3 separate regions of the Homo sapiens genome follow, and regions 2 and 3 are each linked to region 1. A link is a contact called in ENCODE Hi-C or POLR2A ChIA-PET data. All regions are on one chromosome and are shown on one strand. Each heading gives the region's core, a stretch centred on a gene start or an enhancer-like site at or near the end of the contact. The rest is flanking DNA. Distances are from core to core; before and after follow the strand shown. Region 1 holds the start of CYB5B (cytochrome b5 type B). Region 2 holds the start of SLC7A6 (solute carrier family 7 member 6). Region 3 holds the start of FCSK (fucose kinase).

Region 1 (2,683 bases), core at 89-2,588:
TGTGGTTTTAAACCAGCAGGTTTCAGAGTCGGGGCGGGTGCAACAGGCTTATAAAGGGAATGGTGGAAAATATTATACGTTAGTGAAAGAGGTTGCGAATGGATTGTGGAGAGCCCTGAATGGTAGACTGCGAGAGTGACAGGATGAAAACGACGACATCATAGGAAGAGCAATCTGTCAGTTGTAATGGCAGTTAAAAAGTGGCGCACAACACTGTACCTTAACCAAACTTGGAATTCCAAAGTGCTGGGACCTCTAGCGGAGAGCAGTTGAGTTCAATTCTATTTTAGATCACGTAGAGACTAAAATAGTGCCGATTGATCCTGATCATCACAGAATTCGTTTGAAAATCGGATTCTGAATGATGGTAGAAACATAGGATACTCCACATTCTACCCCCAATTGCTGTCCGGGACAGCAATTGCCTTTCTAATCGACTGCCATGTTTAGCGATTACTATGCGCCAAGCGCTTTACAGGCACTCTCATTAAAATAGGCAAACCGGGCCAGGCGCGGTGGCTCACGCCTGTAATCCCAGCACTTTGGGAGGCCTACGCAGGCGGATCACCTGAGGTCAGGAGTTCGAGACCAGCCTGGCCAACATGGTGAAACCTACTCTCTACTAAAAATACAAAAATTAGCCGGGCGTGGTGGCGCATGCCTGTAGTTCCAGCTAGTCGAGAGGCTGAGGTAGGAGAATCGCTTGAACCTGGGAGGCGGAGTTTGCAGTAAGCCGAGATCGTGCCACTGCACTCTGGCCTAGGAGACAGAGCGAGAACTTGTCTCAAAAAAAAAAAAAAAAAAAAAAAAGGCAAACCCCTCTGTAAGAGAGTGCTTTATCAAGCCCATTTTACTGATGGGGAAATTGAGGAGAGACGGGATTGGCCAGATCACGACCTGGAGGCAGCAAAGATGTAAAATCAGGGTTGGGATACAGGCTGCGCCGGTAGTGTAGGGGATAGGAACTTTCTGAGACTCAGGAGAAAGCCACAGCGATGGGAAGGGAAGCAGAACACTGGAGACCCTAAAGGCCCACAGGCTGAGAGAAGTGGTACCTCTCCTGAAGTGACACCTGTCAGCACGCCTCTTTTGGGCGCCAGTCCAAAAATCGCGGTATCTGATTGGCGAGGTTGGAGGGGGCTGAACGACCCTAATTGGTTAGTTGGACCTCGAACCAGACTTTCATCTGGAGGATCGGGCGAGGAGTGGGCGGGATTTCGAACTGAGCCACTCCCTTCATTGGTGAAAAGAAAACGAACCAGGAACTATTCGGAAGTGTGATTGGCTGTTGCTAGGAACCGTCTCAAGGCCTTATGGGCCCTGGTTACGGAAGCCGAGGAAGGCTGAGCGCGGGCTCTCAAGGAAAGTAGTCGCGGAATCTCAGTTAGCGGTGGAGAGGCAGTATGTCCGGTTCAATGGCGACTGCGGAAGCTAGCGGCAGCGATGGGAAAGGGCAGGAAGTCGAGACCTCAGTCACCTATTACCGGTTGGAGGAGGTGGCAAAGCGCAACTCCTTGAAGGAACTGTGGCTTGTGATCCATGGGCGAGTCTACGATGTCACCCGCTTCCTCAACGAGGTGGGGCCTGGGAGGTGGGAGGCCTCTGAAGCTGCTGGGGCGAGGGGTGAAAAGGCTGTGTGGAGTGTATGTGGGAAGGAAGGGAGGCTTGGCTGGGGGCGATAAGGCGTAAGAAAGGGATCACGACCCTCAGAGGGAAACTGGGGTGGGATTGGGGGAGGGCTTTAGTTTGCATGCATTTCCAGTCAGCTCCGAGTTCTGGTGCCTTATGTAATATCATGTATTACTTATGTGTCGAGCATTTGCTGTGTGCTCAGCTAAACTCTAAGCCATCATTATCTTTATTTTACAGAAAGGGAAACTGAGGCTCACAGGTTGAGGACTCTCAGGGCCATAGAGTTAGCAGCTTAGATCCGTTGAACCTAGGTCTGAAGTGCACCCACATCTGTGCTTTTCCAGTGTGCCTTCTGAAGTAATACCGGTTTTGGTTTTCGTCTTCTAGAGTAGAAGCTGAGATTTCTCTCCACACGCTTCCCCATCTTGATTATGCCTCCACTGTTTTTTTTTCCCCCTAATCTGAGTTGACCTTGAGGCCAGAAACTCATAAATCAACCCTTTTTTTTTGTTTTTGACTCATGTTTTGTCATTTTTCTTAAATATTCAAGACTGTTTTATTTAATCTTCAAGTCTGTTGCATTACATCTCATTTTAAAAATTATTTTTGAGACCATGGTGCAACTAATTTTTTTTTTAAGGAAACAGGATAGACTTCTAAATATTTAAAACTTTATTGAGGTGTAATGTACATACGTAAATTGTGCCTATCTAAAATGTACATTTTGATGAGTTTTGAAAAATGTATTCATCCATGTTAAGACATAAACCATTTCCATCATTCTAAAAAGCTTCCTTTCCCTTTGCAGTCATTCTCTCCCAACCCCAGGCAACTAGTGATATGCAGCCGCTAAAGATTGGTTTGAAGCTTTGATTTTCGGTGTGTGTATGTTTGAAGCTTTGATTTTCGGTTTGTGTGTGATCATTTTATTTTGAGCAATAGATTAATGACTTGTGAAAGTTCACTTCTATTTCTCTGAAGCAAATATACTAGTGAAATATTTTTTCGATTAATTTGGGGCCTAAAAGAGAAATCTCTGCATCCTGACTTT
Region 2 (2,683 bases), core at 134-2,633, 1.2 Mb before region 1:
AGGATTACAGGCGTGAGCCACCAGGCCCGGCTGAGCCGGCATACCTTATATGAAGCTGTGGCAGGGACACGTGGGCTGGGTGCTGACACAAGTGTCCAGAGCTGTCCTTCTGCTCAGCCAGGGAGGCCGGAGGAACTGATCTGGGAGGCAAAGGGTGCAACTCGATTGATCCAAATATATACGTCCACTCACTGACACTTAGGGGAGGGGTTCCAAGCAGAGGGCAGGAGGGCAGCACCAGCGAGGATTCCTCAAGTATTGTCATCCCAGGCCTGCAGAGAGGAGAATGGAAGGGTTTTAGGCAGGGGAGATACAAAGTCATCGCAATCTGTATTCTAGGAGCATCCCCTACTCTGTGGAGATGGGGTAAGGGGAGCAGGATAGGGATTGAGAAGCCGTTGTGGCTGGGGAGAAGAAAACGAGGTATAGGCCGTGGGAGGAGTGGGGAGGAAGGGTCTGAGGTGCTACCCATCTCTGGCTGGGTCCCTGTCACTGGGTGGCAGGGAGCAGGGTCTTGGGTATGGTCTGGAACCAGAGGACGTGTACTTGTGGTCATAAGGCTGGGGGAAAAGATTCCAGGGCCCTGGAGAAAGTCAGTGCTTGAGGTGTGGACAGGAAATTTCGGAGGAGGGCTCAGGCGCCCATGAGGTCAGGAGGCTCTAGACAGAGAGCCCCAGAGCCACCAGAGGAAAAGGAACTCGAGAGAAAGATGGAGGAGCAAACAGAGGGAGGGGAAGGGGGCAGGAGGTGCAGCTCCCCCAAGAGGGGGGGCAGGAGGTGCAGCTCCCCCAAGAGGGGTGGCAGCCCTCTTGGGAAGATGAGGACAGAGCCCCAGGGAGGCCTGGGGTTGGCAAAGGGAGCCTGCAGTTTCTTTGTGGGTGCGGGGGCCTCAAGGGCTACGAGTCTGAGCTGTGCGTGTGTTTGGACAAGTCCCCAGAGTGTGTGTCTTCCTGGGGTTCCTAGACTGCGAGTGGCAGTGGCCCGGCGGCGGAGGCCGTTTGGATCCCTGTGTGAGCTGTAGGGGGCGCCCTGGGCGTCGGGCCCAGGTCAAGTGCGAGATAGGAACGGGGTGCGGGGGCCGATGAGAGCTCCCCGCGGGAATGTCCGCTGTGGACGCCCTCGGAGGCCCCATCTAACTCCAGGGCGGCGAGCGTGGCCGGGCCCAGTTCACGGGCTGCTCGAGCCCTGACGAGGCAGCTGGGGGCTGTCTGGCGTCCACGCTCACGTTCTGGGCCGGCGGACCCCGTACCGGCCAGGCCGTGGCGGCCACGGGGGCCCGGAAGCGCCGCCGCCAGCTGGCCCCGCACGGAACTGTGTCCCGACGCGGCGCGCGCTGTCGCGATCCGGCGGCGGGTGACGTGGCGGGGCGGGGCCTGAGCTGCCGCGGCGGCGGCGGCGCGACCGAGCATCCTGGCGGCGCCGGGCCACTGGGAGGTAACGGGCTGGGCCATGGGCGGGCGCGCCGGGAGCGGGGCCGGGGCTGGGCCGCGTTCTGTGGGAGCCGAACCCTGTGGGTCTTCGCTGCCGCCGTCGGGAGCGGGATGCGGCCCAGAAACAGCGCGGGGCTGGCCGATCGGGGCCGCGCGAGAGGCGCTGCGGGTGAGGGGGGGCGCCACGAGGAGAGAGGGACCTCGAGCGTGAGGGCCGAGTGTGGGAGAAACGCTGTATGGGTGCGAGCCCCGGAGGCTGATGGTGACCGCGAGGGAGCCAGTCTTGGGGTGTGCTGGCGACGCGGCGAGTGTGAGGGAGACCGGGGGTGTGTGTGGAGAGGGAAACCCCAGGTGCGAGGGTGACCGGGACGCTGAGTGCGCGGGCCGCGCCGCGAGCGTGAGACTGTGCGACGGTGACCCTGAGTGGGGCTGTGACTGCGCCTCCGACTGCAGGACGGAGAACCTGTGCTGTGTGGCGGCCGCGGTGGGGCAAAGAAAGACGCGGGCTCAGGACCTCAGGAGCCAGGCTTCCTGGGGCTGTCGCAAGAATGACGATTATCATTTTAAAATCAGTCCTTTTACTTTAGAGAATGCCGCAAGGTTTTGTGGCGTGCTGGAGCCTGGAGCGTTGGGCTGCTGGCGCTGGGGAACCCGCGTGCCCCTGGTGATTATGGCTCTTTTGAGCGTCCCTATAGCCTGTCATCTTGTGTGACTATCTCTCCTGAATGTGGGGAGATAGACGTGAAACATTCTGAAAATTCTTTGCTGGGCTCTAAGCAAACATGTTGTGTAATGGTCAGTATAAATAGGAATCAGGGTGTCGGCGAACACGTTTTTGAGTACCTCTTGTATGCCCTGGGCTTGGTGACACAGTTAAAAAGAATTCAGTCTCTGCCCTTGATAGGGGAAAAAGCCAGGGCAGCTCATCTCGCAGGGCGGCTGTTCAGTGCCCAGCCATCCGGGGCTTGTCTCTCAGAACTGCTCCCAGATTTCAGATCTGGGAGGAGCAGACTTGAAAGGCTGTGAGTACTTCCTTATATCAGTTCCACCTCTTTTTGGTGGCGGTGAGGCCTTTTGGGGACCTGCCCAGGCTGCCTGCATTACTCAGGTCCCATGTGTGCTGCGCAGACGGCTTTTGCTTCCCAACTTTGATCTCAGATCGTTATTCAAGTCGTTACACTGGAGTTTATTTTCCTGGCAAGTGTGTGGAAAACCACCAGCCTGATTTTCTCCTCTCTTCCTCTCCTTGTCCT
Region 3 (2,683 bases), core at 93-2,592, 1.0 Mb after region 1:
CCTCTGCCTCCCGGGTTCAAGCGATTCTCCTTCCTCAGCCTCCCAAGCTGCTGGGACTACAGGTGCGCGCCACCACGCTCAGCTAATTTTTGTATTTTTAGTAGACGGGGTTTCACCATATTGGCCAGGCTGGTCTTCAACTCCCGACCTCATGATCCACCCGCCTCGGCCTCACCAAAGGGCTGGGACTACAGGTGCGAGCCACCGTGCCTGGCCTGAAAGAGGAAATTTTTAAAAGGCATGGGTAGGTAAGAGGCAAATGGCTGCATTCTTCTGAGTCTTTGATAAGCCTTTCACATGTTAGAGGGGGATAGAGGACTAGTCACTTATGCATTCATCTAGCTCAGTGAATATGCATTTTTACATAAGAAAAAATAAACATAGGGCAGAGGAAGCAATGAGATATGCATTTGTCTCAGGTGAGCTGAGAGATGACTTTCAGTGCTGTCAAAGCCCAGCACCTGTGAAGATAAGCTATAAATTTACATTGTCACTGAAATTCCACACAACTGTTTTAGGGTACAGATTTGGGGGCACACAAGGAATTTCCTAGTGGGCAAGTTGTGAGGGCCAGGCCATATCTAGCTTTTTTATCTTTGTAGTTATCTTGTTTAAGAATAAAATGGGAGGTAGGTTTCCCTGATGCAGTTCTCAGCTTGACTTTTCCCTTTGACTTAGTGACTTTGGGGTCCTGAGATTTATTTTCCTTTCACATAGTAACCTAGAGAGAGACACTCAGAGTATTTCCAATTGTCATCTATGACAATCAATGCTGCCATTCACAACTTTCCCAAAAGGTCCGCAGATCCCCTCCCCATTACGGAGTTGGAAAGTTTCTTCCCAAAGGATCCACGTGATGAAACCAGCGCAAACCTTTCCAACTGCAAATCGAATGGCAGCTGCTTCCGCTTGGGCAAAGCGTGATTTTTTTTTTTCCTCCATCAGTGGATTTTTCTCCAGAGGAAAGCGGAAGCTCCTGGTGCCGTCCAGAAGGTGTTAAAAAAAAAAAAAAAAAAAAACCCAAACGAGAAAACAAACAAAAAAGCTACACATTAACCTATTAACCTGGATCCCGGAGTCCCAGAAAACGGGCCTCTGTCTTTAAGGCGCTTCGGTCCTCTGGGAGTTGTAGTTTCGTGGGTCCTGGAGCGGCCCCCTTCCCATCTCCCTTCTGGATTGCAGCCCCGCTGCCCTTCAGGAAAGCGCTGCCCCGGCCACCCACGCTGGCCTATGCGGTGGCTCCGACCGTGTTTTTTGCCGGACGGGGGCTCGGCCTTGGGGGGGCGCGGAGGTGAAACTACACTTCCCGGAGTGCACCGCGAGGGTCGCGCAGCCTCGCGTTAAAGAGCCCGCTCCGCCGAGCGCCGGGCGACGGCAGGTACGTCAGTCCGCGAGGGTCGCCGCAGCGCCCCTTGCGCCCCTTGCGCCCCTTGCGCCCCCTCAGCTTTCCGGTGCACCCTCCCTGACTGGGAGCACCGAGTCGACCCGCGGGCCGCCCGGGTCCTGACAGGGAAGAGTCCCCGGGAGCTCTGCGGTGCCCCGGGAGCCCACAGGTGTTTCTACGCTCCCGCGTCCATTTGGCCTGGGTCTTCCAAGGGGAGCCCCGCGACCCGGCTGGTGCGGCCGGACCTGCTGGCAGCTGGGACCGGGAGGGATGCGGGCCTCAGAGGATCCTCACCCTGAGGCAGGTGGGGCCCTGGATGCCGGCGCTGCTCTGATTTTACTTTGAGGCCGCTTCTCCTCTCTCAGTTTACCCGGCCAGGGCTCAGTATTATGCACAAATCTCAATGATGTGCTCTTGGGTAATTTACAAAACGATTTTACTCCCAAGTAACTTCTTTCGGTCTGTTATTTAGAAGGCAGCAAGTCAGAGTCCTCCGTGAGCCTTTTTTTCCTCTTTAAAGTTCTAAAATGTGCAGTCCCTGACCCACCTGTCTTCAAAAGGTTCATATGAAGAGTTCTTAGTACTTTATTCTATCTCTGGCTCCCCAACCCTATCCCAGTCTTGGACAGCGTGGGGCTGAGGACACTAAAAAATATTTCAACTTGATCTCAGCAGATGAGGCTGTATTGAAAGTGGGTAGAGGCTGGGCGCCAAGGCTCATGCCTGTAATCCCAGCTACTTGGGAGGCTGAGGCGAGGGAATCGCTTGAACTCAGGAGATGGAGGTTGCAGTGAGCCAAGATCACGCCACTGCACTCCACCCTGGGCGACAGAGCGAGACTACGTCTCAAAAACAAAACAAAACAAACCAACAACAACAACAACAAAAGAACCTTAGGGCCTTAGGGCACACTTTCTCAGGACCTCTTGAGATTGTGTAACTCCAGCAAACTATTAATTAAAAAAAAAAAAAAGGCCGGGCGAGGTGGCTCACGCCTGTAATCCCAGCACTGTGGGAGGCGGAAGCAGGTAGATCACCTATGGTCAGGAGTTTGAGACCAGCGTGGCCAACATGGCAAAACCCCCTCTCTACTAATAATACAAAAATTAGCTGGGCGTGGTGGTGCACGTCTGTAATCCCAGCTACTTGGGAGGCTGAGGCAGGAGAATCACTTTAACCTGGGAGGCGGAGATTGCAGTGAGCCGAGATCGCGCCATTGCACTCCAGCCTGACGACAGAGGGAGACTGTCTCAAAAAAAAAAAAAGCCAGGCATGGTGGCTTACACCTGTAATCCCAAC

The links. Hi-C counts contacts between places; a loop is a spot of excess contacts on that map. ChIA-PET counts read pairs that join two places held with the same protein, here RNA polymerase II (POLR2A). Pooled maps may share reads with other maps.
Region 2: a pooled map shows a loop between it and region 1 (11-fold over the local background). The contact joins the promoter of SLC7A6 here to the promoter of CYB5B in region 1. A Hi-C loop is called at or near these places in 5 of 50 pooled maps.
Region 3: a loop to region 1 is called in a pooled map, with 5 times the contacts of the local background. The contact joins the promoter of FCSK here to the promoter of CYB5B in region 1. A Hi-C loop is called at or near these places in 2 of 50 pooled maps. POLR2A ChIA-PET finds 5 or more read pairs at or near these places in 2 of 52 experiments (K562 and WTC11).

What each region holds. Positions count from the first base shown.
Region 1 is chr16:69,423,281-69,425,963 of GRCh38, forward strand. CYB5B (cytochrome b5 type B) reads left to right here and starts at 1,339. Exons shown (of 5, transcript NM_030579.3): 1 at 1,339-1,577. The coding sequence starts at 1,404. RefSeq lists enhancers at 622-1,169, 1,170-1,717.
Region 2 is chr16:68,263,143-68,265,825 of GRCh38, forward strand. It overlaps SLC7A6 (solute carrier family 7 member 6), which reads left to right and starts at 1,384. Exons shown (of 11, transcript NM_003983.6): 1 at 1,384-1,434. LOC124903704 (a long non-coding RNA gene) reads right to left here and starts at 1,315. Exons shown (of 3, transcript XR_007065096.1): 1 at 1,226-1,315; 2 at 45-272. RefSeq lists a silencer at 1,270-1,549 and an enhancer at 1,922-2,683.
Region 3 is chr16:70,453,253-70,455,935 of GRCh38, forward strand. FCSK (fucose kinase) reads left to right here and starts at 1,343. Exons shown (of 24, transcript NM_145059.3): 1 at 1,343-1,378. LOC124903708 (a long non-coding RNA gene) reads right to left here and starts at 1,284. Exons shown (of 2, transcript XR_007065104.1): 1 at 1,066-1,284; 2 at 1-215.